7 separate regions of the Homo sapiens genome follow, and regions 2, 3, 4, 5, 6 and 7 are each linked to region 1. A link is a loop called in an ENCODE intact Hi-C map of the cell type or tissue named here. Cell type or tissue: PC-9. All regions are shown on one strand.

What was found. Hi-C counts contacts between places; a loop is a spot of excess contacts. Peaks named below come from ENCODE experiments on the same cell type or tissue, not always from the same donor. Only the 100,000 strongest peaks of a DNase experiment are listed, where the experiment ranks them.
Region 2: a loop joins it to region 1, with 17 times the contacts of the local background. A loop is called at or near these places in 81 of 110 quality-filtered maps.
Region 3: a loop joins it to region 1, with 7 times the contacts of the local background. A loop is called at or near these places in 30 of 110 quality-filtered maps.
Region 4: it touches region 1 in a loop (9-fold over the local background); 16 of 110 quality-filtered maps call a loop at or near these places.
Region 5: it touches region 1 in a loop (18-fold over the local background); 65 of 110 quality-filtered maps call a loop at or near these places.
Region 6: it touches region 1 in a loop (5-fold over the local background); 5 of 110 quality-filtered maps call a loop at or near these places.
Region 7: it touches region 1 in a loop (5-fold over the local background); 7 of 110 quality-filtered maps call a loop at or near these places.

What each region holds. Positions count from the first base shown.
Region 1 is chr5:170,098,755-170,102,754 of GRCh38, reverse strand. No RefSeq gene overlaps it. Among named protein-coding and RNA genes, the nearest start is that of FOXI1, 5.1 kb to the left of the region's middle. In PC-9, CTCF peaks have their summits at 1,972 and 2,174 (motif pointing left); a DNase peak (open chromatin) is centred at 2,224; H3K27ac peaks cover 577 bases.
Region 2 is chr5:170,182,150-170,186,149 of GRCh38, reverse strand. No RefSeq gene overlaps it. Among named protein-coding and RNA genes, the nearest start is that of LINC01187, 15 kb to the left of the region's middle. In PC-9, CTCF peaks have their summits at 1,684 and 1,891 (motif pointing right); no DNase peak of the experiment used is centred here.
Region 3 is chr5:170,210,115-170,214,114 of GRCh38, reverse strand. No RefSeq gene overlaps it. Among named protein-coding and RNA genes, the nearest start is that of LINC01187, 13 kb to the right of the region's middle. In PC-9, no CTCF peak of the experiment used is centred here; a DNase peak (open chromatin) is centred at 2,274; H3K27ac peaks cover 2,680 bases.
Region 4 is chr5:170,631,138-170,635,137 of GRCh38, reverse strand. All of the region lies in intron 1 of KCNIP1 (potassium voltage-gated channel interacting protein 1), which reads right to left. Among named protein-coding and RNA genes, the nearest start is that of KCNIP1-AS1, 48 kb to the left of the region's middle. RefSeq lists enhancers at 1,849-2,028, 1,803-2,384. In PC-9, CTCF peaks have their summits at 1,737 and 1,944 (motif pointing right); a DNase peak (open chromatin) is centred at 1,577; H3K4me3 peaks cover 1,221 bases; H3K27ac peaks cover 754 bases.
Region 5 is chr5:170,419,031-170,423,030 of GRCh38, reverse strand. It overlaps KCNIP1-OT1 (KCNIP1 overlapping transcript 1), which reads right to left. Exons shown (of 3, transcript NR_109899.1): 2 at 2,416-2,645; 3 at 187-1,060. It also overlaps a transcript of KCNIP1 not described here. Among named protein-coding and RNA genes, the nearest start is that of KCNIP1-OT1, 32 kb to the right of the region's middle. In PC-9, CTCF peaks have their summits at 1,822 and 2,033 (motif pointing right); a DNase peak (open chromatin) is centred at 2,060; H3K27me3 peaks cover 339 bases.
Region 6 is chr5:169,700,444-169,704,443 of GRCh38, reverse strand. It overlaps DOCK2 (dedicator of cytokinesis 2), which reads right to left. Exons shown (of 52, transcript NM_004946.3): 14 at 2,017-2,141. Among named protein-coding and RNA genes, the nearest start is that of DOCK2, 65 kb to the right of the region's middle. RefSeq lists enhancers at 1,012-1,421, 1,482-1,531. In PC-9, CTCF peaks have their summits at 2,222 and 2,421 (motif pointing left); a DNase peak (open chromatin) is centred at 2,423.
Region 7 is chr5:170,149,637-170,153,636 of GRCh38, reverse strand. No RefSeq gene overlaps it. Among named protein-coding and RNA genes, the nearest start is that of FOXI1, 46 kb to the right of the region's middle. In PC-9, no CTCF peak of the experiment used is centred here; a DNase peak (open chromatin) is centred at 2,236; H3K4me3 peaks cover 417 bases; H3K27ac peaks cover 3,283 bases.

The DNA of each region.
Region 1 (4,000 bases):
CGGCATTTTCTGAGGAATGCTGAACTGGGTCTCCCTAGCTGCATGTGGACCCTAGTTCCTTTCCCCCAGTAGATCAGAGAAAGCCTGGCCTGTCTTAGGAGGCCTTATTCACCGGGAGCCTCTGGCACCCAGAGCCCAGTAGCTGGGGATCACAGCTTCTCTGCACTTGGTCACAAGGTTAAACCTTCGGGCCAGGGTGTCCAAAGCATCCCAGAGGACCCTTCATTCCAGATTTGTAGGAACACTGGCTATAGCCCTTGGGGTGGACAACAGGAGCTAGCTGTTCCCACCCCGCAGTGAGGTTTGAGAGTTATGGTCCTGCAGCCCGCCTTGACCATCCTAGGGCCTCCGGGAAAAGAATCAAATGTCTCTAACAACTAGGGTCATTTTGTGAATGAAATTATTTTAAACTTTTTGAAATTTCTAGAAGTGAAAATTCAAACCTGAGAAGATGCGCTCTGCCCAGCTTCAGGGAAATAATAATAGAATAATAAATAAAAAATAAGAGTAAGAGTTGGGTGTGTGAGGGCCTGAGCCTGCCTAGGGAATGCTTGGGATGCAGTTTGCATACTACAGTCCAGAGGGAGGCCTTCTTGGACATGAAAGACCATATATTCTGTATATTCTGAACCCCAAATTGTGACATTTGGGACAAAGCAGTAAAACATGGAACACGTGGGCCTGAGGATTGCATAGAACTGGGTTCAAATCCCAGCTTCGCTCTTTGGTAGCCTTGTGATCTTGGCCAAGTTTCTTAATCTTACAAGGCCTCCGTTTGTTTATCAATAAAGTGAGGATGAAACTAGAATCCGTCTCATGTGGATTTGGAAGGAAAAAGTAATATAAATGTGTAAGTAAAATGTGGAGCCCATGATCTGCAAAAGCTGCAGATCATGAGGATGATGATGAATGCAAGGGTACCTGAGGCCAGATATTGACACGGGAGAGGGTTCTGGGCAGGAGGCCTGGCATCATAGCCTCCTCCAAGCAACGTTCAACCATTTGCTTTCCCCTTGGGAAAATCCTGCCATCTGGGAGCCATGCCCCCGAGGACATGTCCCAGCAGTCAGCTGTGGATATTGCTGGGTCCAGAAGCCAATGCTGACTCAAGTCCTGCAGAAAGGGTAACTGTACACAGGCCCCCAGCCTGACTGTGATCAACCAGCACTGCCACTTCTGGCCTTGACTTTCAAGGGTGGAGAATCATACTCTTTTAGAAGTCAGATCTCAGTTCACCTGTCTGGTAGGAGGTGATGTGCATTTTCACAAACATGAACTCATGTAGGACCACAGTGTGGTAAGGATTCAGTTTCCCTGTTGAACTTTGAGGAAGCAGGTACAGAGAGGATGACCAGCCACCGAGATGAAGGAGGCAGGTGGGAGCCAGCCTGGCTGCTGCTCCACTGTGGCTGGAACTGTATCACGCAGGCAGTGCCAGGAGCAAGGAGCTCCGGCCCTGGAACCAAACTTTCTGGGTCTCGACCCTGTCTCTACTCCTTAGGCACTGTCATACCTTAGACAGCAACCATTTGTTTTGGACCTTAGTTTTCTCATCGGTAAAACCAAGTACTTCCTGGTGCTGCTCTGGGCGCTTCATGTCAGGCTTTACTGTACAGTATCGTACCTGCTCAATACAGTTAGCTCTCATTAGGGACTCGGGAGTCCGAGGTGATGGGAGATGCTGGTGGTTCACCAGCTGGGGCTACAACATCCCCAGCTCTTGGACCCTACATACCTCCCCCAAATTCACATTTGATTAGAGGCTTGGCTTCATGGATTCTTTCCCCCCTCTCCACATAATACACAAATAGTTTCTAAGTTCCAGGATTCCCAGGAGCCTAGCACAGTACAAAGTTGTCTGAGGCGGGGAATCAGGGGATTAGGGACCAGTTGGCCTCTAGCTTAACTCTCTGCACCAGGTTCCTAACCTGTAAAATGGGGATAAAAATTGCAGTACTACCTACTATCTATGATGGCTCTCTGTGAGCGGCAATGAGCCCTCGTCTGTCCTGCCTGGGCAACAGGGTTCACGAGAGTCATGTCTTGGGGTATTTGGGGCTGACATGGGGATGGCTTCTTCATGCTGAGCATGGGCTTTGTGGAAGTCTGGCTGGCTGAGGCATTAGCCAGGCTGAAGGTGGTCTTGGTGCTCTGCGGCTTTTTGGCTTCTGATGTGCTTGTCTGAAGAAATGTAGATCAATACCCCCCTCTGGCGGCCGTCTCTTTAAAAGCGGGAAGTAGATTGCAGGGCTTGGGTGAAATTTCAGGGCAGGCAAGAGTCTTCTCTCGGTTCCTTTAAGGACAGGAGACAGAGAGATTTCAGTGTCAGGTTCCCGGGAGAAACAGTCGCTTAGAGAAAAAGACCTTACTCCTGCTGCAGTGGGAATAGTGAGAGCTGGGTTGGGAATGGGGAAAGGTGTCTTAGAAGGCAGCCCAGCAGCAGGCAGACTGACCTGAGTCAGAATCAGACTCCTCCAGCTGTATTTTCTGAGTGCCTTGATGTTTAATCTCTGAGTCTGTTTGCGCTTATGGAAAACAGCTGCTGCAGGGACTGGATGAGGTACTATAGGAAATGCTTCTGAAACCATGCACGGCTGTAATTCATTCCTTCATTTATTCAGCAAATACCAGGCTGTCTTCCCAGTACCAGTTCTGGGCTGGTGTTCAGGAGACAGTGACAGCCACACAAGCTGAGGCTCCCTTTGCTTGTGGTGTTTGCCATCTCTGTGTGGTACCTGAAGTTTTGGTGTACCATACTTAAAAGTTCTCATGGGCTTTCTTGCTCTGTTTCTGATTTTTACTTAGTGAAATTGTTTTAAAGATAGATTCCTTATAAGTTCTGGAAATGGATCATCAGTCGTCAGGATCACTTGCTATAAATAAAATAAGAAGTTAGTATTTATTTAGTGCTTACAGTGTCACGGGCACAGCCTGAGTACCTTACCTGTGTTATCTCATTCAGCCCCCACAGCAACCCTAGGAGGCCCGGATTGTAATTGTCCCCATTTCATAGATGAGGACACTGAGGTGGCATCAGTTGTCTGCTGAAGGCTCTGGCCTGAGTGTGCTCACTCTGCTCAAACATGAGGTCAGCAAGTATTAGCAAGGTGCCAAAACACTCTGACCAAGAACCGAGACTTTCTTTTTGGAGAAGGCAAAAGGATTGAAACAAAATTGGAAAAGAAGAGATGTTCTGATCATGAGAGTGGTAGGTAGAGTAATGAGCCCCTCCCTCTCCAAAGACTTCAGTCCAAATCCCCAGAATCTGCCAATAGGTCATCTTCCAAGGTAAAAGACACTTTACAGAAGTGATTAAATCCATGACCAGTTGGAGAGGTTATTCTGCATTATCCAAGTGGGCCCAATGTCATCATAACTCTCCTTATTAGAGGGAAACAGAGGGAGATTTAATGACAGACAATGAGCTGTAAGAGAGAAAGCTGATGAGTGATGTGGCCACAAGCCAAGGAAAGCTGAATGCCTTATAGCCTTTAGGAGTCAGAAGAGCCAAGGAAACAGATTCTTCCCAGAACCTTCAGAAACAGCAAGCCCTGCCAACACCTTGATTTTCACCTCATCTTATTTTAAACTTCTGAACTCAAGAACAGTAAGAGAATACATCTGTCTTGTTTTAAGCCACTCAATTAGTGGTAATTTGTTACAGCAGCCATAAGTAACTAATACAGTGGGATTCAATGTTGTGTGTGGCTGTGATTCCATGCCCTAAAGGTCCCCTCCCACACCACCAGTGGCCTTCATCCTATACCTAGAGAAGGTGTCTGCTCCATAAAGAGCTCCTCCTCCCTCCCCTCTTCCCCCTCCCTCTCCCCGCTCTGGGTGAAGAATGCTGGCTGGGGACAGTGTCTCTAGGCCGGGCACCATTACTTTGTCCTCAACTCACGAAGGCTTTGGTGGGCTGTGGTGCCCCTCTGGGTCTCAGTTTCTTTGTCTGGCAAATGGGAGGCAGAGCTGAGTGGTTTTGAAGGACCTGCCCAGCAGG
Region 2 (4,000 bases), 83 kb before region 1:
TCCTCACTCATTAAGACCCAAGTACTTCTGAGCAGAAATTCCCATTTTGGAATTTTCCCATTTTTATTCCCAGTGGCACAAAGGACTTCATTTACTATTTTGCCCCAAACACCCTTTGTTTTGAAAGTGTAATCATTAAGTTGTCTTTATTCATCAGTCACAAATTGTTTTTCTCCATTTTATCTTAAAGACAAATAGAAACTTTGGATCAGTGTGAGATGGTCAGGGAATTGATGGTTCTAATGATAGCGGCCCTTGACTGAGCCCCAACCACCTGTCAGGTGTTCTGCTGAGAAAGCACGTGACTGCACTTAGCTCATTTGACCTTCCCAACAACCCTTGGAGGTTAGTACCATTATCCTCATTCCACAAATGTAGGGACCAATGTTGAGAGAAGGCCATCTCAATAGGAAGTTGCAGGGCTGGGGCATCTGAGCCACTGAGCTATACTATACAATTTTCTTAGTCTCTGCAACTTGTTGAGGCCAAAAGAGCACTTGCAGACACATTTGGAACCTAGGGCCCTTGACTGCCTCTGAGCATCCTGAAAGAGTAGGCCTCCTCTGAGAAGCTGAGGGGGCTTAGTTGCTGTAGAGGATGAAGGTAAGATTCAGGTGGATCTCAGCCATTCTGGGAGCACTTGGCCAGGGCCCACTGGGCCCCATAACATTGTGCACAGTGACTGCTCACTAAACCAGGACCCAAGCATCCCACAAGTGGGAAGGGTGGGTTGCACGACACATGAGGCAAGATAGATGGGTTTGCATGCCAGGCAGACACCCATCTGGTCTGAACCCCAGATTCTTTTACTGAAGAGCTATGTGATCTTGGGCAAGGGTTTTCATCCTTCAAGCCTTGGCTTTCTCACCTGTCCAATGGGATCAGTACAACCTACCTCAGTGTTACTTCAGAGGATTCAATGACAGCCGACACTGTCCGATGCTTGGAAGACAGCAGGTGCATAATAATTGAGAGCTGCCATCCTTGCTACTTTCCAGGTGGTGCTCCAAGAGCCCCCTTGACTCCACACCTGAAATATTCTATGTCTGCCTCACCCAGAGTCTGTACTGCACTGAGACTAAGCTGCGACTTTAGACATCTCTTGCACCAGCATCCAGGGCCAGAGCAGCCCTCTGGGCATCACTGTTCCCCACCTCACAATCTGGGTAGTAGCTTGCCTCCTCATGCAAAGACTTGGGGCTCTGCTGTCCAGGACAGTGGTGCTGGACAGTGACCTGGAGACGCTGACAAGCAAATCAGCTGAAGGCAACAGAGAACAGAGAAAATATGGAAGAGAAGCATGGGAGAGAGATGTGGGGAGTAATCTGAACTCCGGGAGGCAGGACGCTGTGGTCAGTGAGGGACAGGGGTCTGGTGTCCTACAGACCTGGGTTGAAAGTCTGGCTGTCCTCTGCATTAATGTGTCTCTCTGGACAAGTCACCAGCTCTCTCTGAGTTTCAGTGCTCTCATGTGTAAAATGAGGATACTAATAGTTCCTCCTTCAGAAGTTTGTTTTTCGGGAAGATTTAATGAGATAATGTATGCAAAGCACAGTACCTGGCTCATAGGACGTGCTCAGTATGACAGCCATGATCATCACAATGATGATTATCTCCTACTAGTCCAGTGATCAGTCAGTTTTCTCAAAGGCTGTGTGTGGGCGGTATCATCATGCTTCCCATTTTACAGATAGGGAGGCCAAGGGGAGGGGCAGAGCCACTCGAATAGGTAGATCCTTTCGCTTGCACGTGCTGCCACCCAAGTGGGTTCTAGCTGGGCTCTGGGTGCTTGTTGGCCAGAGGTGCCATGTGCAGGAGCAGAGCCATTCCCAGCCTTTTGATCCCCTTCCCTCTGGGACTGTCCCACACTGAGAAGAAAAGCTGCAGGAGCTGACCTCTAGGGGGCAGCATGAGCTCTGGAAACTCCAGGCTGGCTGCAGGGACTGGGCTGAGCCGGCTTCAGGCGGGAAAGCAGGTGCATCCAAAAGGTGATCCAGGGAGCCTGGGTAGGGGCTGGCTGGCTGGGTCCCAGGCTGCTTGTGCTAGGAGCTGAGGCCAGGGCTGGGCTTTGAAAGAGAAGGAACCAGAGGGGCACTGAATTAGGATGCTTGGTCCCCTGCCTTGCAACCCTCTCTCCCCACTATTTCTGTTCGGCGAATAGAGGCTGAACATGGCCAGGCAACATGGGGGATTGAGTGGGACGCATTCCCAGACCTTCAGGGAGTGAGGGAGCCTGGTGCAGCCTGGGAAGTGGCAGGGTGGGGTGTCATGCTAGATGGCATCTGGCTGAAAGAGTATTTCCCAAGCCACTAAGGGCCACGCAGAGCCCAGGACAGGTCTTAGGCCTGCACTTGGGCCCCTCTGGCCTCTGCTCACCTTGGGGCCCACTGAGTGCCCTGTTTCTAGGCCCTTCCCAAGTCCCTGAGTCAGAATTGCTGTCTTTTTGACCAGAAGTCCAGAGGATTTCTGTACAGGTTCCTATCTAATAACTGTGCTGATGACAAAAAAACCTGATAGAAGGGCCAGGAGGGAATATTGGGACTATGTATTGATCAATCCTTGCTAGGCCCTGGGCTAAGTGCTCCACAGATATTGCTCTCTGCATTTTCCCCTTCCTGACAGTCCTTCACCTGCTCCTTATGACGATGGAATGCACTGGCTCAGAGAGGTGAAGTAACATGTACAAGGGCACACAGCTGCCAGACCTGAGGCAGATCAGAACCCAGGGCCATCTGGTTCTAAAGCTTGGGAGCTTTCACTCCCAAGTAACTGGGTATGGGGCTGGAGAGGGCAGCAAGGCTGGCACCTGGCCCACAGCCTAGGAAAGAAGCTCGGATACCCCTGGCCTTCAAGAGTGGTGCCTGTCACAGACCCTGCCCCTTGCATCCTGGCATTTGTTGAACACTGAAACCCGTAAAACTTAAAAAAAAAAAAAAAAACAAAACAAAACAAAACAAAAAAACCCCAAACAACAACAACAAAAAACTGGTTAGACAGAAGAGCTAAGCCTTCTGTTTTCCCCTCCACCCTGGCCTCTTCCAGAGATGGCTCAGCCCCCCTGTTCAGACCAGAGTCCACATGGCTCTTGTACCTTGAACATTTTGGCAGGAAAGGGGCTGAGAGTGGGAGGAGAAGGGCTGGGTTTGAGGATCCCTGGTAATTCTGTTTCAGACTCCTTCAGCCTGTCAGATGCTGGGCCTTCCAGTTCTGCTTCCCTTTGCCCTTGGATTTTCAACCGTAGTCTCCTTATTGGTAAAATGGGTCTCCTGCTTCTGGCTGCAATTTGCAAGGACTCTGTGAAATCATGTGGGAGAAAGGAGCTCCGGGAACCCGAATGTGCGGTATGAACATCAGTAATTACTTGGGACAACTGCTGAGTGCGTCTGGCTTTCAGAAATTGTGATCAGTTCAGGGCAATTCTCTGCACTGTCTCTGGATCCTGCTAGTCAAATTAGGCTCAATTAGTCTATTTAAATGATCCCTGTGCACGCTCTCTCTCTCTCTCTCTCCCCCCCACGCACCCCATTGTGTCTCCCCATCCTATTACCTCTCTAATCTGTCTCACTTCTTCACTATTCAAATTAGTGATTTGAATGACTAGAAGCCAGCAGTTTCTTCCCAGGCCCCGTGGACCAGAACTTGTTGAATTTTCAATCAATAGAGGCCCCTCCTTCGGGCCTCTATTGATTGAGAAAAGCCAAAGTTCTCACCGCCTTTTGTCCAGTGCTTTCACCACCTGAGATTTCAGCCGGTTCATGCAGCTTGTCTACAAGGCATCAGTGTGCTCTCCAGCTTGCAGAGAGAGGAGAGAAGGAAAGAAGCCTTATGAGCTTCCCTCAGAGTTGCAGACAAGCAAATTGTTTCTTTTGGTTAAAGGTGCCATTTAGCCAGAATGTTGATGGATTAGTAACAGGGAGAAAAAAAGACAGCACCATTAATAACACTGACCATTCCTGAGGAGGGGTGGCCCTCCAGTGCTATCTACTTGCCCTGACACCAG
Region 3 (4,000 bases), 110 kb before region 1:
TAGTTCAACCATTGTGGAAGTCAGTGTGGCGATTCCTCAGAGATCTAGAACTAGAAATACCATTTGACACAGCCATCCCATTACTGGACACATACCCAAAGGACTATAAATCATGCTGCTATAAAGACACATGCACATGTATGTTTGTTGCGGCACTGTTCACAATAGCAAAGACTTGGAACCAATCCAAATGTCCAACAACGATAGACTGGATTAAAAAAATGTGGCACATATACACCATGGAATACTATGCAGCCATAAAATATGATGAGTTCATGTCCTTTGTAGGGACATGGATGAAATTGGAAATCATCATTCTCAGTAAACTATCGCAAGGACAAAAAACCAAACACCGCATGTTCTCACTCATAGGTGGGAATTGAACAATGAGAACGCATGGACACAGGAAGGGGAACATCACACTCTGGGGACTGTTGTGGGGTGGGGGGAGGGGGGAGGGATAGCATTAGGAGATATACCTAATGCTAAATGATGAGTTAATGGGTGCAGCACACCAGCATGGCACATGTATACACATGTAACTTACCTGCACATGGTGCACATATACCCTAAAACTTAAAGTATAATAAAAAAAATAGCAGTTGATCTTCCTGTGGAAATTGTTTTCCAATCTGTATGAATTGAATGGCTCAACTAAATAAATGAAGAAAAATGAAAAAAAAATTCACAAAGACCCCCTATAAGCTAGCAGCAGCTTTCTAGAGCACATCTGCTCTTCATCAGGGTGACTTTCTTTCTCAGGTGGGAATGTTTTCCTGGTTGCTACAAGGCTTAGCCTTGGCCCTGTCCCTATGATTATTAATAACTTAGAGACAGACATAGGAGCTCATTTATCAAGTCTAATGATGCACAATATCTGGTCATCCCTCTCTGATGTCAACATCCTTGACACCTCCTCCAGAAGCCCTCCCTGGTCCTCTGGTCTAGTTTAAGTGCCCCTCTATGCCCTCAGTACAGACATTTTTCTCTACACTCAGTCCCTTGTGCAATTGTCAACTGTTTACTGGCCTGTCTCTTACACTGGACCATGCCACAGATCCTCAAGGACAGAGACCAAGTCATTCATTTCTGTACGCTAAGCCTCAGAACAGGTTCTCAGGGAATGGGCATTGATGAATTAATAAATGAATGAAAACGAGGATTAGGAAAATAACTACTATGCTGAATAATCAATAAGGACCTTAAAAAAGATGATACTCAATTTCAGTTATTGTTGAAAGAAACAAGAGAAAGATTAAATATGAAGTCCTGCTCCCAGTCTTAAGGAATCAGCTTGACAGACAGGCCTAAGGTGGAGAGGGGAGTTGCTAGTAAGCTAGAAGTGAAACCCTAGGCAGAATTAACAGGAGTATAGTGTTCAGTGCATGGATGATGGCAGCCCTTCCCATAGTCCACTCTGGTTTGATCACATCTGGAGTACGAGTACAGGAAGATGAAAAAGAGAGATGCCTTACTGGGCAGGGATTAGGGTAAAGCAAGAGAGGTACCCAGGGTGCAAAATATAAGAAGGACCTCACTCTTGGGATCCTGCAAGTGCAGGTTGGGCACCTGAGACCTACTATCCTTTTCACATGCTGCAACCTGGATGTCTCTCTTGCCTCCCCCTAGTTCTAGCCCTGGGTGCCTTGGAGTTAGCTCTGAGAAGTGAGGTATGTTACATGTTCAAGAGCTGTTTACCCTGAAGAAAGAAAACTCTAAGGGGATCAGATAACAACACCTAGTCAACTAATTGATTAAACGTGTATTTATTGGATACCTACTATATAAAAGGCACTATGCTAGATACTGGGGAGGAATCTTCAATATAAAAAGGAGTAACACAATGCCACTGCCTTCAATGGGTGGAATGCCTTTTACCTCCTATTTATGAACAAACCTTGTAGGATTATCAGTCATAATGTTCTTGTCATTGTTTGGCATGGTGGTCTAGAGCTCTGGAGTCTGACTGCCTTGAATCATAGCCTCCTGGCTGGGAGTATAATAACAATATGACCTTGGGCCAGTTCCCTTCTTTGTAAAATGGGGATAGAGTGTCTTCATAAGGAGGTAATGATGCAATACCTGAAAAGCAGTAGAAGAGCATTTTATGCATGCAGGTGCTCAGTAGGTACTAGTTAGTTTGGTGTTATTATTATTATTGCTGTTTTCGTTGTTACCTTGACATCTTAAGTTGTATTTGTCCCATACTGATACACTCTGTATGTTAAACAGATGGAAATAGAGCTGTCTTTACTGCCACAGAGGAATGTGCTCTCTCAAATATTTTATTGAGACACTCAGACTTCTGTGTCTACATTTCATTTTCTCACTGTTGATAGAGTTGCAGGTAAACATTCCTTTACTATGACAAAAAACCCTCCAGCTAAACAATGGTGATTAATAGCCCCATTACTGGACCTGCTGTGGGGCATGGGATAGAGGCTGGGAGAGCTGGATGAACTAAAGGAGACCCAGCCCATTTAAAGATGGACACCACCTTTCAGCTTGGGTCAACTGTTGCATGGGAGATGCAGGCTCTATGTTGCTGTATTTTCTAATTTTTCAAGAAATTTAGACATTCAGATTTCAAAGTAAAGTCTCCTGCATTTTTTTTTCTTTTAGTGTTGGGTCAATTAAAACACACACACTAACAGGCCAAAGACTACATCAGCCTATGGACCATCAATTTTCTTGTAATTCTGGCTTACTTGAAAATCCATCCTTAGCATGAGAATCAAAGACTACCTCTAATTTTCATTGCCTAATTGCCTGGACTCCTCTTACACTCAGCTTCTCATTCCTCTCAAATATTGTAACCTTTTCACCTCTCCACAACCTGTAACTAAACCACCCTTCCTCTCCTATCTTGACAAAAACGTATGCTCATCCTTCAAGGCCCATTCAAATGTCACCTGCTTTCCTCTTCCAGAAGAATTCCTCAAACATGCTCACCTACCGTATTCCTTTTATTCAGTGGTGATGTTGGTTGGCTATTGAGAACAATAAACATCAGCTGCCAATACTGTTCTGTAGCTTGTCTCCTCTTGCTTTCATTTGGAAAGATTCTCATTCTTACCAAATAAAATCTTAGCAGTTAATTATGTATTACATTTAAAAAGCTTTATTATCAAAAACTTTCAAATATACTCAAATTAGAAAGATCAGTATGATGACCTACATATACCATCGTATAGCTTCAATAACTATCAACTCATTACCAATCTTCTTTCATTTATACCTTCCCCAATTCCCTCAACAAAATTATTTTGAAACAAATTTCAGACATTATATATTTTCATCTGTAAATATTTCAATTAATCTCTCTAAAATATAAAGCTCTTATTTATAAAGCTCTTATTATTATCATTAATAGGAAAAATTTTAAATGTATAGAGAGCTATACAGACTACTGAAATGATCCTCCATCTACTCATTATCTGACTTCAACAATGATCACTTTATGGGCAATTCTATTTTATCTATATTCAATTCTTCTCTTTCATAGATTATTTTGAAACAAATTCTAGACATTTCAGTTTGTAAATATCCTTATGTTTCCTTAGAATATAAAGACTCTGAAAATTAAATAATTCACTTGCAAAATAATAAAATTGGACCCCAACCTCACACCATATACAAAAAAATTAACTCAAAATGGATTAATGACACAAAAATAAGAGCTAATACTATTAAATGGAAGAAAACATATGGGCAAATCTCCATGACCTTGGCTTTGGCAATGACTTATAGATATGACATCAAAAGTATGAGCAAAAAGGAAAATAAATAAATTGAGAAATTAAAAATGTTTGTGCATCAAATATCTTCAAGAATGTGAAAAGACAACTTATAGAATGGGAGACAATATTGGCAAATCCTATATCTAATGAGTCTTGCATGTAGAATACATAAAGAACTCTTGCAATTCAATAATAAAAAGACAAACAATCCAATTTTAAGAATGGGCAAAGGACTTGAATAAACATTTATCCAAAGAAGA
Region 4 (4,000 bases), 530 kb before region 1:
GAATTGCCTTAGCCCGGAAGGCGGAGATTGCGGTGAGTGGAGATCGCACCACTGCCCTCCAGCCTGGGTGACAAAGCGAGTCTCTGTCTCAAAAATAAATAAATAAATAATAAATAAAAGATTTTCTTATTACATTTATATATGGAAGCAAGAGAAGCCCAGAGAGGTGAAGTGACCTGGCTGAGGCCACACAGCATATTACTTACAGAGCTGGAATTCCAGGCAGTCCTCTTGACAATCTAGTTTGTGATTTAAGGGTTGCCAGCCTGGAGCTGCAATTCCTAACAGCAATGCCTGGGAATGCTATGAGCTATTAATCTCCTCTTACATATAAACAAATTGCAAAATGTATCATATTAATGATGACCTTTCTCTTTTTGGCTTTCAGGACACATCTGCCTGGCCTTCCTCTTGCTTCAGTGGTTTCCCATCCCAGTCTTTGCTGGTCCTTCCTAATCTGCCAACCTCTTACCATTGAAGAGCCTGGGGCTCGGGACTCAATGCTCTTTTCTTCCCTCTTTACACACACACACTCCCTGGGAGAGCTCATGTCGTTTTGTGGATTTCCGTGCCAATGACTCCAAAATTCTATCTCTTGCCAGGATCTCTCTTTTGAATGCCAGCCTCAAACATCCAGTTGCCTACTTTGGTGCTACTCGAAGTGTGGTTCTCAGTCTGGCAGCATTGGCATCACTTGGGAAGCTGTTGGAAATGTAGAACCTTGGGCCCCATGTTGGGCCTATTGAATCATTTTGGGCCTATTGCAACTCAGGGGTGCAGGGGTGGGCGTGGCACCCATCCATCCGGTTTAACAAGCTCTCCAGGGGACTGAATGGATGCTGGAGTTTAGGAAGCATTTTATTCCTTGCCCTCTCCACTTAGATATCTCCCAGCCATCTCAAACTTAACAAGTCCGAACATAAGTTCCCGATATTTCCTCACTCTACCAGCCTTCTCCATCTAAGTTAGTGGTGACTCCATCTGGTTATCTGCTCAGACCAATAACCCTGCTCAGACCAATAACCCTGCAGTCATTCCGGAGTCTCTGTCTCACCTCAACTTTGGTCTGTCAACAAATCCCGCTGGCTCCATTTTCACAACACCCGCAGAACCACATCCCTCTCACCACTGGCACTGCCACTAACCTGGCCAGAGCCGCAGCATCTCCCACTAGATTCTTGTAGAAGCCTCTTGGGCGCTTTTCACACTCTGCCCTTGGCCCTGACAGTCTACCCCAGCACAGCAGCCAGAGGGATTAAAATGTCATCAGCTCTTGTTTCTGCCCCAAGCTCTCCAATGGCTCTCCTTCTCGTGCAGCATAAAAGCCACAACCCTTATCCAGACGCACAGCCACACCCCGCCCCGCCCCATCCCCCCTCCGCCCCGCCCCCCGCCCCCCCCTCCGTCCCCCCCTCCGCCCCCCCGCCCCCTCGCCCCCTCCTCCGCCCCGCCCCCTCCTTCCGCCCACCGCCATCTCTCTGACCTCTCCTCTCCTCTTAGTTCTCTGTCCCTGGCCTTTTAGCTCATTCTGAAACATTCCTGGAACACATCCAGGCACATTCCTCTGCACTGGCTGATTCTTCATTTTCCATCCTGGAAAGCCTCTGCGTTTCTTTTGCCTCCTGCTTGGGTCTGCCATAGGCCTCTGCACTGGCTGATTCTTCTTCCTGAAAAGCTCTCCTCCCAGACATCTGCATATCCAGTCCCCAACTTCAGGTCTTACTCCAAGCCACTTCTCAGTGAGGCCCCCTGACTACCTCAGTCACTTAATTTTTAAAATTTGCTCCTATGACTAGCTGCCCTGCTCATTTTCCTCATCTTCTGTGTTGTCCATGTGTTTGGTAGAATGTCCGCTCTCGCTCTCGCGGTCCCCTCCTCCCCTGACCAGCGTCCTCCTCCCACTTCGGAGGGTCCCGCTCCGCCTGTCTTACCTCTTCTGGACGCCAGGTGGCGCCCCACACCGCCCAAGCCCCTGGCCGCCTCCATCCTTGCTGGAGAGACCCCGAGAATGCCTGGGGAAGGCGTGACCCTCGCAACCCCCTTCCCTCTGCTCTCCCCCTGCTCAAAGGAGGATGTCCTTTCTGACCACCAAAGCGGATGTTTCCTCTGAGACCCAGGAATTCACAATTATTCCTCGGGGAGAAGGGAGGGAAATGGCCTCTTCCAGGTTCAACCCGTGCTCAAGCCCCAACCCACCCCCACGCGAGGGAACGCTGTGCAGGACCTGCTGCCTGCTGGGTGCGTGCTGGGTGCTTTTACATGGTTGTCCCATGGAACCCTCAGCACAGCATTAGCGTTCCCACTTACAGATGAAGAAACTCAGGTTCAGAGAGGCCAGGTTGCTTGCCTGAGGTCACACAGCTGGTTAAGTGCAGAACTGGGATTCTAGCCTGACTCAGAGCCAGGGCTCTTCCACTTATTAAATGTCCCCCCAGAGAAGGCACAGCAGGAGGCTGGCCCATCTTTGGGCATCACATTTTAGGAATCGAGGAAGGGAGCTGACACTGGTTTGTGCTGGTCTCTTTCATTTACCGCCCACATCCCTGGCGGTAAGAATGTGCAAACGGCCCAGAGAGGTTGTGGTGCTTGCCCAGGGCCACGCAGCAGAGCCGCGCTGCTCCTCCTCATCTCCCGCCTCTGTTGGTTCGCCCTGGCCTAGGGAGGCAGAGTGCTCTGCAGCCCCTGCCAAAGGAGGCTGCTTCTCTGCAAAGGATTCTTCAAAAGCCTTGCAAGGAAGCGCCAGGGGGCAGTGGTGAAGGCTGGAGGAGAATCTTCTGGGGGAAAAAGATACAAGATTTGAGGCGAGAATCCTAATTACAGGAAGACTAATAGCCTGTCAATCCACGTGGCGTTGGTGGGACAGGGCTTGATTCCAGGGGCATCTGGGGTTTTCTGAGGGTCTCTCTTGCTCGCTCGCCTGGGTATTCATTTTCCCTCGCCTCTTGGAGGCAGAAGCAAAGGCTCCGAGAGCCTTGATTCAGATGCGTGTTTTTCTGCTCCCCAACTCCAGCTGAGCCTGGCCTGGGGACTGGGCAGGAGGACAGAGGACAGGCACGAAGGTCCTCTGTGGCCGGCGAGGACTCAGAGCTGAGCGGCCTCAAGCGTGGGCCCCTTTAGCTCCCCCTGTCTGTGGCAAATCGTCCTGGACACCAAAGACAGCCGGGAAGGGGAGGTCCACCCCTGACCAGTTGGGAATGTCCCTGTGAAGGGGCGGGATTTGGACCTATGGCTTGCTGTCATGAAGGCAGCTGCCAGTATGTGCCAGTGCACATACCATCTGGGGCTGTTGTCGGCGCTACTCTTTCCCCTGGTCAGGACTGGCCCAGGTCTCTAGTGGGGGCAGCACGTGGCCTTGGGGAGCCCAGAGGCCCCTGGGAGAGAAGCCCTAGGGGACCTGGGAGTCTCAGCTCCAGTGGATGGCATCTGGAGGGGAGGAGATTTGAGGGGTTGTGCCCCCATCACAAAGAGACTTTCCTGGCATCCATTCATGATGAGCAATGACAAATACATAAGCCAGCAGTCTGGGGCCTGGTGGCTCTGTGCTGTGGAAGACAGCTTCCCTTCTGTGCAGGAGACAATTCTGTGTGTTTCTAAAATTCCATTCGGGAAAGCCCCTGCGTTTCTTTTGCCTCCTGCTCTCCTGCTTGGGTCTGGAGCTGCTTTCAAAAAGCGTTTGAAATGGAGAATGGCAGAGTCCAGTCACCAGTGCTCAGAATTGCTCTTGGTTCCTGAAGCCCCTTCCTGGGGCAGTGGTACCATGTGTGTGGACAGCAGCTGCACCCTCAGCCTTTCCTGAGCACCTACTATGTGCCAGGCATGGTGCTTGGGCTCTCACACACATTCTTTGGTTTTCTGCCCACAGCTGTCCTGGGAGGTAGGAATTCTAACACCCATTTCACAGATGACATAACTACCTATCTAGGGGGCTGGGCAGTTAGGACAACAGCCCCTACACACTGGAAGTTCTCTCTCTTGTACCAGGCAATTTCGCAGCCATTGT
Region 5 (4,000 bases), 320 kb before region 1:
CACTGCAGCTTCCACCTCCTGGGCTCAAGCAGTCCTCCCACCTCAACCTCCTGAGCAGCTGGGACTACAGGCACATGCCACCATGCTCAGCTGAGTTTTGGATTTTTGGTAGAGGTAGGGTTTCGTCATGTTGCCCAGGCTAGACTCTAAGTCCTGGACTCAAGCAATCCGCCTGCCCCAGGATAACAGGTGTTCACAGTTAAATTTAAGTCTGGGAAATGCTGCATACTCTTTGTCCTTTGGGAAAATCATAAAATGTTAAAGGTACTGAGAAGTCTTGTGGCAAAGAAGTCTGTTTTGTTATATATCTATTAATATCATGAGGTACTAACATTCTGTAAAATAATCTCTGGGACCTGTTATTCTGTATTATGTCAAAGACCCCTTTAGATTCTAGGTTCTTTAAGGCAACAATTTTTGCCTATTAACGGGGCAATCTTTAACCATCCCTGAAACAGATAAACCAGACACTCCAGCCAATCACTTTCCTCTAGGTTAGCCAGCTGAGCACCTTTCCTTCCTGTTCCAAGTCCCGGCTTCTTGCCCCTGGGCTCATGCTGGCCCCCTCACTGCTGAGTAATTCTTCCTGAGCCAGTCACTGAAGTCCTTGGGTATCTATCTTTCTTTTCTTCTTGTCTCCCCATTCTAGAAGCATAAATTGTCCAGACTGTCTCTTGCTCAGTATGAGACGATAAAGTTGAAGACCTGAGAAGCAGTGTGACAGAGACATAGTCACGCAGCTGTGGGTGGCAGAGTTGAGACCAGAACCAAGTTCCTTTCTCATTGCCCTCAAATGCTTGGTTTTACATCCAGTTTACATTCTGCCCGGTGCATGTACATCCTTGATGCTGTTTTCTTGCTGTTTGTCTATGATGGTTTTGCATGTCTCTCCTGGGAAGACTGTATTCTCCTTCAAGGCACAAGTCACATCTGTGTTTATATAAATTCTAACACTATTCTGAGGACAGCATGGTGCTGAAAACACTCTCAATGCCAAGTTATTGAATGTCCCAGTGGATTCTTCTCCCTGCCAAGTCATCTCAGCTCCAAACACTGCTTCCTGGAGAGATGCAGACACATCATTTTATTCACACAAAGTTGTGTTTAAAACTCCCCTTCAAATGTGGGAGTGATTCAGAAGTCCAGAATAACATTGACCCTAATCAAGTGTTCTTAATTAATTATTCACATTGGAAAAATACGTCTTGGTTCACTGAAACTCTGGAATAACCACACCTACCCAATTTGAGTGAGGAAGACACAACTTGGCAGATGCTATGGTCTCAATGTTTCTATCCTCTCCCAAATTCATATATTGAAATCTAATCATGAAGATGATGGTGTTGGGAGGTGGGGACTTTGGGAAATGATTAGTTCATGAGGCTGGAACCATGGCAAATAGGTCTAGTGCCCTTAGAAAAGAGGCTGCAGAGAGCTGCCTTGTCCCTACCCCTCGGTGAAGACACAGCAAGAAGACGCCATCAGTGAACCAGAAAGCAGGCTCCCACCAGACACCAACTCTTAATCATGGATTTCCCAGCCTTCAGAAATGTGAGAAATACATTTCTATGGTATATAAGGCCAGCTTATGATATTTTGTTATAGCAGCCATAATGGGCCAAGACAGAAGAAAGGTTTTTACTGTGAATTAAAAGAGAGACCACATGATTTCTGGGGAGAAGCCCTTCACACAACCACATGGCGAAACTGGGTGTGAAAGAAACTCCTGCTTTTTAAAGAGCTGCTTTAAATATGCCTTCTGAAAAAGAGTTACCATTTTCTGCTAAATCCTTTTGCAACCAGGAAACAAGAGTGCACCACGGCCAAGGTTTGCCGACATCATAAGTGACTTGAGTTTGCTCCATGGCTGTACATCTTCTCTGGGGACATCCTCAGCAACAACACCCCCTCCAACCCCAAGCTCTTTCCGGGGAGCTGATCCTGAGGCCCACTGTGCTATTGTCCCTGATGCTGATACTTTCCTTCGAGGTGGTTTTTCAAGCAAGGAACATCTGTCCACCAGATGGCAGTGTACCAACAACCCAATCAAATGGCTCCTGCTCAGATCAGGGCTAGACCTCGCTGTCCGGCTGGCAGACCCCAGCCATACGTGGCTATTGAGTCCTTAGAGTGTGAGTAATCTGAATTGAGATATGCTGTAAGGTTAAAATACCCACTGACTTCGAAGACTGAATACAAAGAAGTGGGGTTGGGGGGGAGAAGAAGAAGACGCAGTATTTCATGAATGACTATTTCCTATTGATTACATTTTGAATACTATTTTGAATATACAGTTGACCCTGAACGATGTGGGAGTTAGGAGTGCCAACCACCATGCCGTCAAAATCCTGTGTATAACCTTTGATTCCCCAGAAACTTAACTCCTAATAGCCTGCTGTTGACTGGAAGACTTACCCATAACATAGACAGTTGATTAACACATATTTTATATGTTACATGCATTATACGCTGTATTCTTTTTATTTTTTTTTTTTTTGAGTTGGAGTTTCGCTCTTGTTGCCCAGGCTGGAGTGCAATGGTGCGATTTTGGCTCACTGCAAACTCGGCCTCCCAGGTTCAAGTGATTCTCCTGCCTCAGCTTCCTGAGTAGCTGGGAATATGCTGTATTCTTACAGTAAATGAGGCTAGAGAAAAGAAAATGTTATTACGAGAAATCATAAAGAAGAGAACATATATTTGCTATTTATTAAGTGAAAGTGGATCATCAAAAAGATCATCATCCTCTTTGTTTTCATGTAGAGTGGGCTGAGGAGGAGGCGGAAGAGGAGGGGCTGGCCCTGCTGTCTCAGGGGTGGCAGAGACTGAACAAAAGCCATGTGTAAGCGGACCCACACAGTTCAAACCTGTGTTGTTCAAGCCTCAACTGTATTGGGTTAAATAAAATATCATATTAAAATGGATTTTACCTGGTTCCTTTTTCTTTTCAATGTGGCTATGAAAAAATGTAATGTTACATATGTGGTCTCATTGTGTTTCCGTTGGCCAGAGAAGAGAAACAGTGGGCGGGGAAGGGTCGCACTGGGAAGCTGGGTAGAGCCAGCGGTCACAGTCCCATGCAAAGTGAAAAGAGCATGGCCTTTGGTAAATGACCACCTGGGCTTGAACTGCAGCTCTGTCATTTATTTTGGACTTGTGACTTAATCACTTTAAGTGTTGGTTTCCCCAGCTGTCAGGGGGCATAAACATGCTGCCTTCTCCCATGGATACTGTGAGGGTCAGATGTAGGACAGCCACAAATCATGGCCTGCTCAGGCCTGCGTCCCAATGCAATTATTAACAGCACCTTCTTCAGTTGCAGAATTTTGTCAGTTAAAGCAATGAATTATACAGTTTCCCTGGTGAAATGAGATCACGTATATTAAGCACTTGGTACATCGTAAGTGCACAATTTTATGTCTAAAATGATCATACGACTCAGAGATGGAAGATGGTGACTTTCTCTTCTATAATTTCACATAATTTCTGACTCCAAGCTCCATTTCTGGTTGAAGCAGAAAACTCAGCCTAGTCATTTTCAGATAAATTTGGTTATTTTAGAATTATATTCAAATCCAGAGTTCTATCTTCTTCCTTCTTCCATGGGTAGAGTCTAGACTGGGGGAGTGGTGGCTTATGCAGGTCACAGCATTGGACCGGGAGGGAATATTTGGTGTTTACTTGACTTCCCTTGGCTTCCTTCCTCCACCTCTCTGATTACTTCCTCCCCTGCTGATGGCATCGGGGTCCTGCTGTGGTCCACAGCTCCTCCTCTGCTGTGGAACCCCCAAACCTCACTGGGGTCTTGGCCTCTGCAGCCTCCTAAGGACTGGCCATGTTTTTCCATTTCAGAGGTCAGCACTGGACACTGACTCTGTCTGTCCCCTCTATCTCAGCTCACTTCTTCCATTCACCTGGACAACGACGTTTACACGTTAGGAAGATCTGTTAAATTCACTAACCACGTAGACTTTGCACCTGTTCTGTCCCTTGTTTTTTGCTA
Region 6 (4,000 bases), 400 kb after region 1:
AAGGCCCTTGACACCCCAAGGTGAGCCATGAGCAGGCCTAACCTCCTCTGCCCTCTGGTCCTGCTCTGCCAAAGACAGTGTGCATGCACCTAGAGCAGGAGGAGAAATCAATATTTCTAAAGGGGACCATTTCCACAGGAGCCCACCAATATCAAACAGAAGTGTTTGAATGTACTGACTGACACTTAATTAGGCAGTAATATTTATTTCTACAAATAGAGAAAGAAAAGCCTCCCACAGGCTTCCTAAGCAATTTTCAATAGTCAGTCAACTGAACTCCCCCAGAATTTCCCTAATAGAGGAAACCACAAATCATCACCATGCCCCACAGTTCCCTTTCCATGTCAGCCCCCAGAATACCTGCTTACCTACTCATCTTGGATAAGTGCATCTGCTCAGCCTGCTCGGTAGTGACTTGAAAGGGTGACAAAAGTGGAAGAAAGAGTGGCTCAGACAGGAGATAAGATGGCTGCTTGCCTGTTAACTGTGTCTTTTAATTTGTCCTTTGGCAACATGGAAGGTAAGCGTATCAATGTTTCAAAAATGAAGCTGAGGTTAAAAAGTTCTCTACCAGGGAAGTTGGATAAAAGTAACTTCAAAGCAATGGTCTCTACATTTGGGAATTGCAATTTCCCTTTCAGATAAAAACCCTCCGCTCCTTTATGTTCCTTTGAGTCAAGTATTTCTCACTTATTTTATTTTTTGGAAAAAGTTTCAGACTGCAACAAAAGGAGGATGCGTTCAATGCTTAGATTTTGTTCAAATAGATACTAATTAACATGACCAGTCTTTATGAACAAAAAGGCAATTGTGAGGATTTCTTTACATTTAAAAAACGATTATGAATCTTCCCAAATTTGCCAGCAGTGGTTATTAGCCTCATTTTTTAAAATGAGAAATAAATTGGAGAATTTTGCTACATGTACGGGCATTGTAGTGAAGTGTCTCAGAGGGCCTGGAACCAGTCAAACCCCATCTCTGACATATGCTAACATTATGGCTTTGGGCGAGTTACTGTAAGTGACACGGGTTTTGTTTCCCTATCTGTAAAATGGGGCATAATAAAGGAAATGTGTCATACTATCACACAGCCTGACACATGGTAATTCCCCTGTGAATGTTAGTTATTCTTGGGTACAAAGTATCAGTCTGATCTCCAGGCCCCAAGGACAAAAATGATGCCTCTTCCATCTTCACATCCCCTCTCTGATGAACACACCCGCCCTGCTTGGCTATTTGATCACTCACAGTGGCCTAAGAGGAATATTCGCCCATGCTAAAATTTCTCCTGAGAGCTGATTTTCTTTTCAGCTAACTACTCTGTCAGGAGGAACTGAGAAACAAAACCCTCCTACACACTGGACACAGCACTGACAACCTTAAAGAAAATACAAGCAAATAAATATAAACACACATGACAAATATTGGACAGGACATATGCTGTATAAATATAGCAATGCGCTTTGCATTCCTGAATACACCCTGCTAGCTCTCTGGAGACCAATTTACGAATAAGGCTTTCCACCAGCATTTCTGGCTGAGCGCTGGGGAGTTAGATTAAGTGTTGAGAATGCCTGCTTTAAGCACATCCTGAGCCTCCACACCAGCCCAAGGCACTGTATTGATCCTCTTTCTTACCATGGACTTTGCCTGAATAAACCAGCTCAGGTTTCAGTGAGAACATTTTAACTGCAGAAAGCTAACCTATAAGCTGAGACCAAGCAAAAGTAAATAAATAAATAAATACATACATACATACATACATACATACAAGAAGAAGTTGTGAAAGGAAAGGAACAGACATTGAAAAACTGCTTTGGTGTAAGGAAATATCACAAGGTCTTATTATGGAACACTGCACTAACCAAGCTCAAAAGGTGTTGAACACATTATTCAACACCATCCCAAAGGCACCTGGCATTTAGACAACAGAATCAGGGAGAGGAAAAGTACGTCTTTACAAGCAGAGGCCCCCAAGGCGGACCCTGTCACCCAGAGCAGCAGTGAGTCCCTTACAGGCAGCGTTTTGCCATCCTCCGCGCACACACACATGATGACTTCCACATTCCTCTGTGTGGTCTTGTTGTACTTGTCAAAGTCACCTTGTAAGAGAGTAATGTAGATGTCGTTCCTGACATCCCCTGAGGCAGAGGGAGAGAGAGACAAGAGTTAGTGTGGATTACAGCAGGAGAGACGCTGACTAACTAGAGGGGATGGAGGGTGAGAAGAAGCTCTCCCACCTGGATTGGTATTAATTAAAATCAGAATTGCTTAGAGAAAGCATTTTTCCCTCATCAGGGAGGCTGGAGAAGTAGGTAACACGGGGATGAAGGGATGCTAGGAAATCAGTTGCAAAAAGGGAAGTAGGGACACTCAAAATTGGCCATGTTTTTCTCGACATTAAAAGTCATTTAATTTTCATCCTCTAGTGACACCTTCTGGGAAGGCAAAGGAAAGCTCCAATTGAATTGATCCTGTCCCATGAAAACAACCAAACATATACATCTGCCGATATTTCACTGTGTAGGAGCAGAATAGAGCAACTTTCCATGTGTCCTAGGGACACAGGGTTAGGAGGGAGCTGCAGAGGATCTTCAGGAAGGGAGGTAAGAAAAATAGAAAATCTGCCAGACACAGGTAGCTCATGCCTGTAATCCCAGCACTTTGGGAGGCCAAAGCGGGCAGATCGCCTGAGCTCAGGAGTTCAAAACCAGCCTGGGAAACATGGCAAAACCCTGTCTGTATCAAAAAATACAAAAAAATTAGCCGAGTGTGGTGGCACATGCCTGTGGTCCCAACTGCTCAGGAGGCTGAGGTAGGAGGATTGCTTGAGCCTGGGAGGCAGAGGCTGCAGTGAGCTGAGGTCAAACCACTGTACTCTGCACTCCAGCCTAAGTAACAGAGCTAAACCCCATCTCAAAAAAACAAAAAGAAAAAAAAAAAGGAATAGAAAATCCTACAAGGGGTTACACAAGTAACTGAAGTCTCAGGTAAAGCATGGACAAATAAATGACAGCACAGGCCCTAGGAGACAACCGCCAGACAAATGTGGAAAGAAACAGCCAGTCAGTGAGAGCCATCGTGAACGGAAGTCCAAGACACAGGTTTAAGACACAAAGAGAAGTTTCAAAAGAGTATTACCATTGTCAAAAGACAAAATTACAACAAATTTAGTTTGAAGACCTCACTTGGCTCTATTGCAATTCTAGAATCGGGCAATGCTTCATTCCATAAAATAGAATCAGTATTCCAAAGAGCTGAGCAGAAGAGGTTGGCTTTATAGACAGAGAAGGCCTGAAGGAAGTAGAAGCAAGACAGAGTGAATTGGTTATTTCAAAGTTATAGCCCTCATAAGGCTGAAACAGGGAAACAGAAAAATAGAAAAGTGACTGATTGTTAACATCAGGTTACTTCAGGAACTTCATTATCATGCCCATTGAAAATTGAAAATGGCCTGTCTGGAAAATAGGCTGTTTCTCTTTCTTTCTTTCTTTCTTTCTCTCCTTCTTTTTCTTGTCTTTTCTTTCGTTCCTTCCTTTCTTTCTCTCTCTCTCTCTCTCCCTGCCCCCGCCCGCCGCCCTCTCTCCCCTCTCCGAATTTCTTGCAAGATCAGATAACAGTTTAGTTTAGGTTTGATGACATGACCCTTTAGCATAGCTGACTCCATTTTGATTTTCAGTCTGGTTTGTTGGGGGCTGGTGCAGGAACTTAGTCCAAAACAATGCCCTCCTATAATTTTTGTTTAATATTATATAAACTCATTTTTTAAAATTATACACACATTTGGAAATGTAGTGGCTACTTCTGGAGACAAAGATATAAAGGAACTTTTAACATTTCACTTTATACCTTTTCAGGCCATTTGAATATTTTACAATGAACACAAATTCCTTTGGTAATATAAAAAAAAAAAGCTTAAAAATATAAGAGAATGACAATATTCTCCCAGAAAGAGTGCAACTGTTCTGCATGTATAAAATATAAATGATGGCCACAATAA
Region 7 (4,000 bases), 51 kb before region 1:
CCAAACAATCAGAGCCAGTGGACGGAGGCCAGGCACAGCCCTGGAGCAGTGTCGCTGCTGGATTTGGGGAATCAGGGTGCCCTCAGGGCCCTGAGTAGGCGCTGTATACCAATCATTAAGGAGTATTTCAACTTTGAAAAGCAGGTCCCACTCTCCGGGTGTGGCCTGGCTGACTGGAGAGCGCCCCACTCCACCATGACCCTCAGCAGGGGTCGTGTGTGGTTCCTCTGTCTGTCCTGGTGTCTAAGACAGGGCTTGGCCAGAGTCAGTGCTCAGAAAAGGAGGATGGATGGGCTGGGGAAAGTCTATGATAATGGGTTTCTTCCTGGCATCCTTCACAGAGGGAGGGAATGATGAGACTGTTTGGAAAATCTGGAGACATTCGTCTCTCCAGTTTTCCCCAAGGGCCCTTCTCAGCTAATGAACCCAGCATATTGCAAAGTGTCCTGCAGTGACTGGGAGAAAACAAAAGGAAAAGGAAGCAGTCCCAGGCCACACGCATCCACACAAGACACATAAACACATGTTCACACACAAGCATGCCCAGTATGCGTGCAAACTTGTGTGTACATACCACTCAAACCCACCACATACTACACACACCACATACTCCCCAATACACCCTCATGCCTCCTAAAGCCAGGAGCAACCCATGGGAGCCAGCATGTGGGCCAGGTGGGCATCTGTGCTGGGTTAGGAGAATGGCCAGGGGGTGGGGGCTGCATGGATGCTCTAGAGGGAGAGAGGCCGTGGTGCTGGGAGGATCTGGAGAGGAAGAGAGGAGGGAGGCCAAGGGCACAAAGGAGAGAATGGGGCAGCAAGGCTTCATCTGGCTGGGGCAGAGAATGGGTCTTAGGAGGCCAGGAAGAAGGAAGGTACAGACAGGCAGGTTCTTGTAGGGGGAGGAAGGAGGAGACTCACGTGTGGAGAACCTTCTGCGTGTCAGGCATACGCTAGAGGTACTGCAGGTATCATCCCTGCTAATTCTTATACCTACCCCATGAGGTAGATGTACATCCCTCACTGCAAGGGGGATGATCCTCCTATTTCACAAATCAGGCTCAGACCGATGAAGTGACCCGCCCAGGGCTCCACAGCTGAGGAATGGAGCCCAGGTGTAGACCCAGGTCTGCAGGATTCCAAATCCCCTGTTATGTCCCCGTTGCTGTCCATCTGGTAAAAAGGTGTGTCTTTTGGCCTTTATTCCCACCTGCGCTGGGCCACACTTCTTGTCTTCCTAAAGGATGCACCTGAGCAGCCCATCCTCCCATCTTACATTTCCATGAACTCTAGCTGGGAAAGCATGGGCACTCGATGCAGGGCAGGGGATCGAGGCCAGCCCCCGGCTTCTCAGCCTCAGCACTACTGACAGTTGCAGCCAGATCATTCTTCATTATGAGGAGCTGCCCTGTGCCTTGTAAGATGTTTAGCATCTGTCTTAGTCCATTCGGCTGCAATACAAAAACATATTCGGCTGCAATACAAAAACCATATAGCTGGTGGCTTCTAAACAACAGAAATGTATTTCTCCCAGTTCTGGAGGCTAGAGGTCTGAGATCAGGGTGCCAGCATGGTCAGGTTCCCACGAGGGCCCTCTTCGGGGTTGCAAACTGCTGACTTCTCTTTGTATCCATACGTGGTGGAGAGAGAAAGAGAACACTCTGGCCCCTTCTTACAAGGGTACTAGTCCCAGTTATGAGGGCTCCTTCTCATGACTTAATCACCTTCCAAAGGCCCCACCTCCTAATACCATCACATGAGGGGTTGTTAGGTTTTCAACACAGGAATTTTGGGGGGACACAAGCATTCAGTCCCTAGCAACAGCATCCTTGGCTTCTACCCACTAGATGCAAGTAGCACCTTCCCTTTTCTAAACACCCAGTTGTGACAACCAAAAATTTCTCTAGACATTGCCAAATGTCCCCTGGAGGGAAATTCACTCTCAGTTGAGAACTGCTGGGCTGGATAGATAGCTGGTTGGGAGGACGCAGAGGGGATTTCCAAGTCTTTGGCTCCTTCTACAAAGATTTGTCAGCTCTCAGATAAGCACCTGTCCTTCTGGCCTAGGTGCTGATGAGTCAGGCCCAGTGGCAGGGGCTGGACAACATGACCTCTGGAGGGCCTTCTGCATGGGCGCAGCAGATCTGGCAGGGGGCCAGTCCCGCCCTCCCCCAGGGGTGACTGGGGCCCCATAGAGATACTTTGTCCAACAGCTCCCTTCCACCAGTATCCCCAGGACATGCAGACCCAAGGGCCAATTATAAAAATGAAAAATCCAGGTCTCGGCCTCAAATGAGTAGTTTCCTTTGGCACTTTGATTCTCTTGTAATAAGCGCCTAGTCACCAAGGAATCCCAGGAATGTGGCCTTGATAATGAAAATAGGCGCCTGGCCCAGAGGGGCCCACTCACTGGACTGGCAGGCAGGCCTCAGCAGGTAGCCTCCAAATCTCAAGCAGCAATTCCCCTGCTGGGCAGGGGCACTTGATGAAATTGGCTGTCCCCACTCGGCCCTGGGACTGTTTCCACATCCCTGTTTCCAGCTGCCTGGCTGCAGCACCCGCCTCCTGAAGAAAGCAAGAATCCTTATGAATGTCTGGCTCCGTATCAGGAAAAACAAAACATAACCCAGCCTCCAACCTAACATTTTTTGATTGTTTACTCTTTCATTTAATATCCCAACAATGATACTATTATTATCCCCATTTTACAGACAAAGGAGTTGAGGCACAGAGAGGTTAAGTCACTTGCACAAAGACTCTACTCTGGAAAGTAGAGTTGCTGAGATCTGAACCTGGGCAGCTGTCTTTGGAGTTGGTGCTCTTAAGAATTGCACTTCTGGGATTACAGGTTTGAGCCACTGAGGCGGGTGGATCACCTGAAGTCAGGAGTTCGAGACCAGCCTGACCAGCACGGTGAAACCCTGTCTCTACTAAAAATACAAAAATTAGCCAGGCGTGGTGGCAGGTGCCTGTAATCCCAGCTACTCGGGAGGCTGAGGCAGGAGAATCGCTTGAACCCAGGAGGAGGAGGTTGCAGTGAGCCAAGATCATGCCATTGCACTCCAGCCTGGGCGATAGAGCAAGATGCCATCTCATAAAAAAACAAAACAACAGACCTCAGTGTGTGACGTTCCCCTTCCTGTGTCCAAGTGTTCTCATTGTTCAATTCCCACCTATGAGTGAGAACATGCGGTGTTTGGCTTTTTGTCCTTGCGATAGTTTGCTGAGAATGATGGTTTCCAGCTTCATCCATGTCCCTACAAAGGACATGAACTCATCCTTTTTTATGGCTGCATAGTATTCCATGGTGTATATGTGTCACATTTTCTTAATCCAGTCTATCATTGTTGGACATTTGGGTTGGTTCCAAGCTTAAAGTATAATAAATATATGTATATTTATTATACTTTATACATTACATAAATATATGTTATATTTTACATTATACATAAATATATATGTCATATATATGTGCATATATATGTATATATGTATATATGTCATATATATGTGCATATATATGTATATATGTATATATATGTCATATATATGTGCATATATATGTATATATGTATATATATGTCATATATATGTGCATATATATGTATATATGTGTATATATATGTATATATGTGTGTATATATGTATATATGTGTGTGTGTGTGTATATATATATATATATATATATATATATATATATATATATATAAAACAAAACTAAACAAAACTGCACTTCTACTGCAAAGTGACCAAGGTATTTGGGCCCCCAGGGCTAAAACCTTACTATATCCTGTGAAAAACAAGGATCTTGGAGGAATTGAGGAAGAAGAAGTGCTACTTGCCTGGCCTGGTCAGGGAAGCCCACCTTCTTTGGGGCTCCTCCTGAGGCCCTGAATCTTTTGTTTTACTACAAAACAGCGTGTCCCAATTTCAGGATGCCAATCCCCAGAAATCAGTAGAATGAGGTGGTTTAGGGCACCGGCTTGAGTCCCGAGGGACT